Regions from separate parts of the Homo sapiens genome. Here all the other regions are linked to region 1. The links are chromatin contacts, found by Hi-C or POLR2A ChIA-PET in ENCODE. All regions are on one chromosome and are shown on one strand. The core of a region is the stretch at or near the end of the contact, and the rest is flanking DNA. Distances in the headings are between cores, read along the strand shown. Region 1 has its middle 64 kb from the start of LINC02122. Region 2 has its middle 98 kb from the start of LINC02122. Region 3 has its middle 25 kb from the start of LINC02122.

Region 1 (2,700 bases), core at 140-2,639:
AATCATGGGGAGAGGGGAATAAAACCTTCAACAGGAAATGGATCATATCAGGCCTTGAAACCACTGTGGGAAGCTGGTATTCTTCTCTAAGAGCACAACAAGGCCCTGATAGATCTCAAGCAGGGGGAGTCATTATCTGATTCAGACTCAGGATATATGTTGTTGTTGTTGTTGTTGTTGTTTTAATCCATAGGCTTCACTCATTAACTGGATGTAGGATAGGGCTGGGTGAGCAGGGGCTGAGAAATAGAACTTGAGAATAATTTCTTGATTTTTGGAAGATTATAGTGCTATTGCCAAGGTTGGGAAGGTAAAAGCAATATTGGGGGTGGAATCAAATGTTATGTGTCAGATGCCATGAGACATGTACATAAAGAGGTGGGCTTGGCAGTTAGATACCAAAATCTGGAGATGAAGGAAAATCATGGCTAGAATTTGAATTCTGTAGCCTCTCAGATGCCATGTTGTCCTCAACTTTAAGTTGCAGGCAAAGGGCCATTTGTTTCTAGTGACATTGAGCCATTTTCAATATTATGTTCAGTATTCTGTGGAAATACCAAAGCTCTGCATTTCTGAAGAGCCATGAAGTTGATAGTCCCATTGCTTGGGAGTTGCTAAGAAGTGAACAGAAATGGACTCTGAGCATACAAGGTTCTTGGATCCTAGCTATTCTTATTTATTTATTTTTAAAAATTGAGATAGAGTCTTGCTCCATCACCCAGGCTGGAGTGCGGTGGCACCATCTCGGCTCACTGCAACCTCTGTCTCCCAGGTTCAAGTGATCTTCTTGCCTCAGCCTCCCAAGTAGCTGGGACTACAGGTACATGCCACCACGCCCCGCTAATTTTTGTGTTTTTAGTAGAGACGGGGTTTCACCACCTTGACCAGGTTGCTCTCGAACTCCTGGCCTCAACTGATACGCCCGCCTCAGCCTCCCAAAGTGCTGGGATTACAGGCATGAGCCACCACACCTGGCCTAGATCCTATTTATTCTTAATTTAGGTTTAGCCCTCGTAAGTGTGATTATTCACTGCCCCAGACCAAAGCAAAGGAGAATTATTTTGCTTAACTGTGGCTTGTTTGCTGTTTGACTCTCCCGCCAGCAGGTATGCTCCATGCGAGTAGGCCCTCTGTACTGTGGTCTCCATCTAATTGTCTTTTCTGTATATAGAAGCAAGCCCTGCCACACAGTGAATGCTCACAACGTACTCCCTGAATAAAAGGCTGAGGGTGGGAAATGGTTCCTAGAGACAAACACAAGATAGTCACAAGTAAAAACCTGACATTTAGGGAAGAATTAGAAAAGTTGTAAAGGCTCAATAAATCTAAGGCCCTGAGACCATTTACTTAGGAATTTTCCCAGTGCAGCTCATAACTCAACAGGCCCTGATGTCATTGTTTATCTGTAGCACAATAAAATTATTCATGCTCACGGTGAGGACTCTGAGTCACCAAAAAGAAGATAAAATATGTTTAGTCACTAGATGTAAAAATGGCAAGAAATACAAAATCACATCTTTAAAATCATTTCATCTAAAGTGGTCAAGATGAATATTTTGGACCTGAAGTCTTAGGATAATCCTAGAACACATACATGGAAAATCTCATCACCCATCGATGCTATCTGCACAAATGAGGCAAAACTGCATTATTCTTCACAAATGATTACTGTCTGCAATCTACAGTCAGTTTCATTTTGTGATGAGTATATGCTTCTAATTACCTATAATATTCATCTGAACATTACCAGAATTTTTTTCTGGAAGAATTACAGACTCTTGTTACATGCTAACTAGGACATTTTCCTGCCGTACAGAGTTACCTCTGCAAACAGAATGCTGAAAGTATCTGCCAGATAGTAAACAAACGTGAAACACCACATGAGGACAGGTAAGCAAAGGAATGAAAGCCACGTGTGTGATTATCTTCTGGAAAGCCTGTTGGCAGTGGACTGATTCTCAGAACCCTCTGGAGCAGAGGCTGTGTTCACGTAGATGCTCCCAGCATGGGAGCAATACCATGTATGCTGTACCTATCATAGGTGTTCAATAAGCATGTTTTTGAGAAAAGAGCATATATATTTCTTTCCCATTTCCCTTGGAAGGGTGAAGATTATAGTTGGAGTCTCAGACAGCTCCAGTCTTGTGAGCCTTATTGTATTTAAGGGATCAGAGTGGGTATTTAAAGGAGGTTATCTCTGAAGAAACTACTTAAAACTTTACCGGACATTATGGAAAGGTGTGTGATGAGTTTTGGAAGATTGTCTAAACTCCCAGGGTAGCACACAACTGAAATATGTTGAGTCTTCTTGAAAGATAGCATTTGTTCACTATGTTCTTTTCCTTCATTGCATTAATCACACACATGCACATACAACGCACACTTCCTTGTTTATTGGCTGTCATCTCTATTTGAACCTAAATTCCCTGGGGGCTGGGACCATGTCTTCTCCATGAATATGGGAGCTGTATACAGGCGCTGTGAGGTGAGATATGTATGGGTTTGAGGAGGAGTTGTTTATTTCTGTTGATCTGACCTCATGACAGTATTTGTAAGATAATTTGTATGTTTTTGATTCAGTAACAGCAAAAGCCATGTTTGTATATTACAGGGCAATTACACGACATTGGGATGTATTTTGACCACATCCCTGCCAGGCTGGCTTTTAGGTGCAAGCACCATCTAAAAACATGCATAATG
Region 2 (2,793 bases), core at 67-2,566, 34 kb after region 1:
GTGCCTGTAATCCCAGCACTTTGGGAGACCGAGGCAGGTGGATCACGAGGTCAGGAGATCGAGACCATCCTGGCTAACACGGCGAAACCCCCTCTCTACTAAAAATACAAAAAATTAGCCGGGCGTAGTGACGGGCACCGTAGTCCCAGCTACTGGGGAGGCTGAGGCAGGAGAATTGCGTGAACCTGGAAGGTGGAGCTTGCAGTGAACTGAGATCGCACCACTGCACTCCAGCCTGGGCGACAGAGCGAGACTCCGTCTCAAAAAAAAAAACAAAAAAACAATCATTTAATAATAACAATAGATGCCCTAAGAAATAAAGCAGGGAAGGGCCTGACAATACAGCTGCAACACACAGAATTAGGAGTGATTAGTAGGAACAAAGGAAGGGCCAGTTAATGTTTTGGGCAAACAGGGTGACTTGACAGGTGCAGCATGTGCTCTGTACATACAGTGGTGGCGAGGGTTAAGAGTGGCCTCCACACAGCATCAGGTTTAGTCATGTAAGATGTGCTTCCAGGACTAATTGACATTTGCTATTATATCCTTTGGCAACAGTGCTCCCTTTGTTAATGTCCTTGAAGGAAATAGAAAACCTTCTGGTTTTGATTTTGCTTCATTGACCCTTCTTTGACCTGCATCTGGTCCTGGCAAGGTGGTGTGTATCTCAGATGCACTTTAGAAGTCATGACCTGAGACTAAACTTAATCCTGGTGGAAAGAGGGGAAGGAAAGTCATGCTGCGGGTTTGTGACCTTTATGTCAATGGCTAGGGGGACAGAGGCACCTCAGTGCTACTCTAAACAAAGGGCTCCCTGAGGTCCCATGCATTTGTTCCGTGCCACCGCCTGCTTTGCCCTTGGGAATAAAGCTCTATCCCTATGTTCCTCTGAAGTTCCCCTTTCCATCAGGGATTACCTGACATGCTTTTCCTTGGAGGACAGAAACCCATCTTTGTGGGGGCTCATGCTATAGAGGCTACAACCCTTCAGAGAGCACTTTCCAAAAAGAGAATTCTAGACGGGAGGAGTCCGCTGTATAATCTGCCCCAACACTTGTTTACCTTGACATTTCCTTCTGGGAGATTTCTGCTATTAAAACATGGAGCTTTGTTCCGGGAAAGAGGTCATCTGCTTGCACGGGAACACTTGTCCACGGCGACAGTCAGACAATGTATTCCTCGGATTTTTCTTCTCCCTGCTCGCTCCAAGGCCAGCAAGGGCTGGTTTTCTTGGCTTTTGGCACTGAAGGCAACAAAGCCTGTGGTGTGCTTGCCAGATTCTGCGGCCACAATTGAGCCAAAGCTGTTCTTGAAATGCTCTTTCCACTTGGGCACACGGCCCTCCCACTCCCACTTCCTGTACCCAAGGGAACCTTCTCCTACCACCTGCTCAGCCCAGCCTCTCTTTCCAGCGCCATCTAGCCTGCTCAATGCAGAGGACTTTATCAGGTCATCTCTGACTCATTTCAAATGGTTATTTATACCACCTGCATTTATAATTAACAGCAAAGGGGAGTTCTTCAGGAGTTGAAGTAGCAACCCAAAGCAGATGTTAAAGACCCCAGAGAATAGAGGCTGAGGGCAGCTGACCTAAAAGAATCTCACTGTGTTTAGGAAGAATGAAGTGAGTGAAATGAAGGAGGCTAGGAAAATGAAGACGGCTAGGGAGGAAGCATGAGAGTGGATCCCTATAGCTCTGTGGCTTCAGAAAAAGGAAATGAATCACTTGGATTTGACTACAGATATTGTATATAAGGTGACAAATTCTGAGAGTTTCCTGAATGCAGGGCCATTTGATTCTCATTCTGGGCTCAGCCTCATCTCCCCCATGGGAACCCCAGCCCCAGCAGCCTGTCACCAACCCAGAGGCTCTGAAGACAGTGGCCCTGGGAGAGACAGGACTTCTCTTTTCAAAGTAAACACTGACAAAAACCACTTAAGATGTCCATGGTCAGGAGATGACACTAAGAGTAATTAAAATCAAATTCTGAATCCTCTTCTAGCACTCACATCACAAATCATGGTGCCAGGAAGGGAAATAGACCAAGTAAACAGGCAATGTCAGGGAAAGGCCTGAAAGTAGGCTCTGAAGACAATGTCAGTCTTTAGAGTGATCCAGTCAGGAGGCAGGACAGCGGGGATATTTATACCCCTGCAACAGTAGGTCCTTAGTTGAGGACACCTCCCAGCAAAATGTAAACTTCCAGGTATGTTCCTACTCTGCTAACATATTGGTTCCAGCAGTCATTGATGTCATTTACAGCATGGAAATTCTCTGGCTAAGAGAAACAGAAGCTGGTTGTTGGGATGAGACTAGACAGGTGCTTGCCAATGGTAGAGGGACCCAGGCATGGGTGGAGCACTGACACCAAGAGCTGTCCCAGATGTCCTCAGGTCCAAAGCTCGTGCTTCCCCACTGGCACATGCCCTTGCCACAGACACGGCTAGAAGGCTATAGGCGTTCTGCATTCACAGGCTGCCATCCTGGAGGCAGGGTTGGTGGGGGCAGGGCCTATTTATAATGCCATCTCAGGGGACAAAGAAGGGGCAAAAACCCATTGTTCTTATGCCGCACAGTCACAGAAAGCCTCAACTTTTAAGCTTGTGGGTATAGCAGAGATAAAATTAGAGGATGGAAAGATGTCACCATTCAATTTTAAATTCCCAGACCCAGACTGTCTCTAAGGCACTATAAATTAATATTTTCTACATTTCCTAAAATTATCTTGTAATTAGCCCATTTATATTGTGTGACACTTCCTTCTGTGATGGGCCATTTTTGGTTTATTTTTA
Region 3 (2,798 bases), core at 113-2,612, 40 kb before region 1:
CTACAGTAAACATTTCAGGGAAGTCTTGGCTGAAGGCAACCTTGAATGGCCAGCATTTTAAACTATATGTTTTAAGTCATGGCATGGTTTGTAAGTAAGAACCATGTACAAATGATGTTCTAAAGGTCATTAGTCTGGAAAATATCCAGTTGCATACCTGGTCATGTTCAGAAAACCAAAGGAAACCGACTGAACTGGAGAACCTGATAGTAACAGAGTATCAGGAAGAGCACTATAAACACCCAGGCCCCAGGAAGCCTAATCATATCTGAATCATACAGGTAACTATGTGAAACAGAACTACAGATTCAAAACTATTGCAATCTAATAAGTTTCCTCTTTCATTGCTCTTTACCTCTTTCCAAAAATTGGTAATAAAAAATTTCTGACCTAATGGCATTAAAGATTTGCTGATTCTTAAGTAACACATGATCATTTTAGAAAAATTGGATTATCAGAAGTTCATGGAGGAAAATAAACACCCAGAATCCCATCATTCACACTTAGCCCGTGTTAACATTTTGTATGTTTTTTCTACCTATATTTATCTTTGTTTCACTTAGCCTAACTGGGTTCATACTGTATGCCAGCAGTTCAAATCCTCTTAAGTTTTATGTCGTGAAGATTTTCACATGTTTAAATAGACTTCGAAAGCATTACTTTACTTTTATCTATTAGTGTATCAGATGCATGTGTCCAATTTGTTTAACTTCCTCCTACCCCATTTTATAGATATTATCTACCTTGCTGCATTGCTGGGCTCTACCTTATCAGTTAGATTCTCCCCCAAGTTATAATTTAAACATATGCAAATTATCCTCATTAGTAAATACAGAGTACAGCTATATGCTTCTTTCCTGTTTTTCTCCTGTGGGAGGCAAATTGTGATTTATGGCCTTTTCTTTAGCAAACATGTCTGTTCACAATTGTGTTAATGTTCTCAGTCGAGAAGCCTAGGAATTTACTACCCAGAATCATGTCTGCCAGGAGGGAGCTCAGGGGACTGGAATCCTTAGGGGCTGGAGGCACTGCCTCAGTTCTCCTCTCCACACTCAAGCCTGTGCATCTCTCACAGAAGACCAAACACAGCCACATTCTGTGTGCAATTGACAGTGTGGCATAGCCTTAAGTGCACTGAATGATCCTGCAATATTAACCATCTGAGCCTCTTTCCCCAAGCCAATTGCCCCTCTCACCCAATATCCAGGGAGTCCACTTCCTTCCTACATCCCACAGACCAAACATGTGAAACTGATATCCAGCTTACAGTGAGTTCCAGGGAGGCACAGGCAGGTTATCGGAGCCAGCAGCTACCCTGAGAGAGGAAGGAAACTGACTTCATAGGAAGGTGGAGTGGGGCTCCCTCCAGGATCAGAGAGGGGGGTCCAACTCGGCTCCAGCAGCCTGTGCTATTCACGGGCCAGGACACAATTGCCTAGAGGATACAGCCTAGTCCTGGTGAAGTCTGAATGACCTCCATTAATCCATCTAGGGCTTTATAGTTGTTCAGTTCCCTCAGAGACACTGTCACATTCAGGGAGGGCAAGACTCAGAAGTCACTCATTGTATACACTCACGCACACATGCCCCAGCCTGGCAAAGATGTGGTCCTTGACCTTCAGACAGGCAGAATGCAGTAAGAGCTCGACTACTCCTCCCAGCAGAAGTGAATAGTCTCCAGGTGTCTGTGTCCTTTCCTCAGTGCACAAAGCCACATCAGCTCAGCCAGGGCTACTTTTCCCCCCTTGCTTCCCTTCCAGTTGCCTCTTTCAGCTAGGTTAGCATTGGCCTCTTCTTACCCTCCCTGCAGGATTGCTCCTGTTTGTGCAGGAACATTCCTGCCACCTGGAGTCATCTCTCTGTATCTTTCCTCTTTGTTTCATTTCTGTTCACGGCAGAACGCCACAATTTTCTCTTTCTGTTAATAAAAATTAAGCAATCAATTTCCTTCCCCTCCATTACACCTAATTCCCTCTGTAACTCAATTATTATTGCAACTCTGGCAAGTGCTTCCCGAGGCAGATGGCAGGAAAGACACGTTGCCAAAATAAAGGGCATTGTGTGCAGAGGAATATTGTTTACATGGAGGTGATGACACTTCCCTTCCAAGGATAGGTTATTTTTCTAAAATCAAATTCATATAACTATTAATGTAATAAGTTTATTCAAATGTTGCCAAGGTTAATATAAGCACATGTAACAAAGTATAGGAACCACTAAAAATGCTTCCTATATATTCCTTTTTCAGGGGTTATGGCAAGTTAGGATAAATCTATTACACGAGTTTTTATTCACAATAAATGCAATAAATGCACTGCCTTTTGAGTTCTAAAATACCTGATTTATAAAGGTGTTCCAGGTTCTTGTATTGTCATAGTGCAGAGCAATGGAGGAAGATTGAGAGTATGGTCCTTTGCATTTAAACTGGGACCCAGTGTCATGACGAACTCCAGTTGATGGATTGATTGCCAATGACTGCCTAAGCTGGGGTGGGAGACAGATGAGAGAAGAGGACCAGAGTCCTAATATTCCTGACTCCTGGGGACAGCCAGAAAGAGGGTAAGGGGTATCATCCCCAGGTAGTCTTCCTGCCCAAAGGTGAGGCTCTGCAGAGCTTCACTGGGCTATTTCTGTACTGTATTGGATAGGACTATAAAATGGAGAGGCTGTTTTCCATAGGACGGCTATAAAACCAGTCTTATTTCATGATTTCATTACCTTTATAACACTTTCTGCTTTGTTTACAGAACTACCTTCATTTCTCCTTATTCTTGCCATCCTGTGTCACAGATTCTAGC

Evidence for each region. Hi-C counts contacts between places; a loop is a spot of excess contacts on that map. ChIA-PET counts read pairs that join two places held with the same protein, here RNA polymerase II (POLR2A).
Region 2: a loop to region 1 is called in a map of PC-3, with 2.0 times the contacts of the local background. The contact joins two enhancer-like sites. A Hi-C loop is called at or near these places in 1 of 168 maps with a recorded cell type or tissue (PC-3). POLR2A ChIA-PET finds 5 or more read pairs at or near these places in 1 of 52 experiments (Panc1).
Region 3: a loop to region 1 is called in a map of endothelial cell of umbilical vein, with 2.5 times the contacts of the local background. The contact joins two enhancer-like sites. A Hi-C loop is called at or near these places in 3 of 168 maps with a recorded cell type or tissue (breast epithelium, endothelial cell of hepatic sinusoid and endothelial cell of umbilical vein). POLR2A ChIA-PET finds 5 or more read pairs at or near these places in 1 of 52 experiments (A549).

What each region holds. Positions count from the first base shown.
Region 1 is chr5:74,166,227-74,168,926 of GRCh38, forward strand. No RefSeq gene overlaps it. Among named protein-coding and RNA genes, the nearest start is that of LINC02122, 64 kb to the left of the region's middle. Within about 2 kb of position 1,390, at least 5 of the 41 ENCODE cell types and tissues checked have a DNase peak (open chromatin) inside an H3K27ac peak, as active enhancers do; they include PC-3 and endothelial cell of umbilical vein, where a contact is called at or near this core.
Region 2 is chr5:74,200,180-74,202,972 of GRCh38, forward strand. No RefSeq gene overlaps it. Among named protein-coding and RNA genes, the nearest start is that of LINC02122, 98 kb to the left of the region's middle. RefSeq lists enhancers at 1,440-1,509, 1,530-1,579. Within about 2 kb of position 1,317, at least 10 of the 41 ENCODE cell types and tissues checked have a DNase peak (open chromatin) inside an H3K27ac peak, as active enhancers do; they include PC-3, where a contact is called at or near this core.
Region 3 is chr5:74,126,256-74,129,053 of GRCh38, forward strand. No RefSeq gene overlaps it. Among named protein-coding and RNA genes, the nearest start is that of LINC02122, 25 kb to the left of the region's middle. Within about 2 kb of position 1,363, at least 3 of the 41 ENCODE cell types and tissues checked have a DNase peak (open chromatin) inside an H3K27ac peak, as active enhancers do; they include endothelial cell of umbilical vein, where a contact is called at or near this core.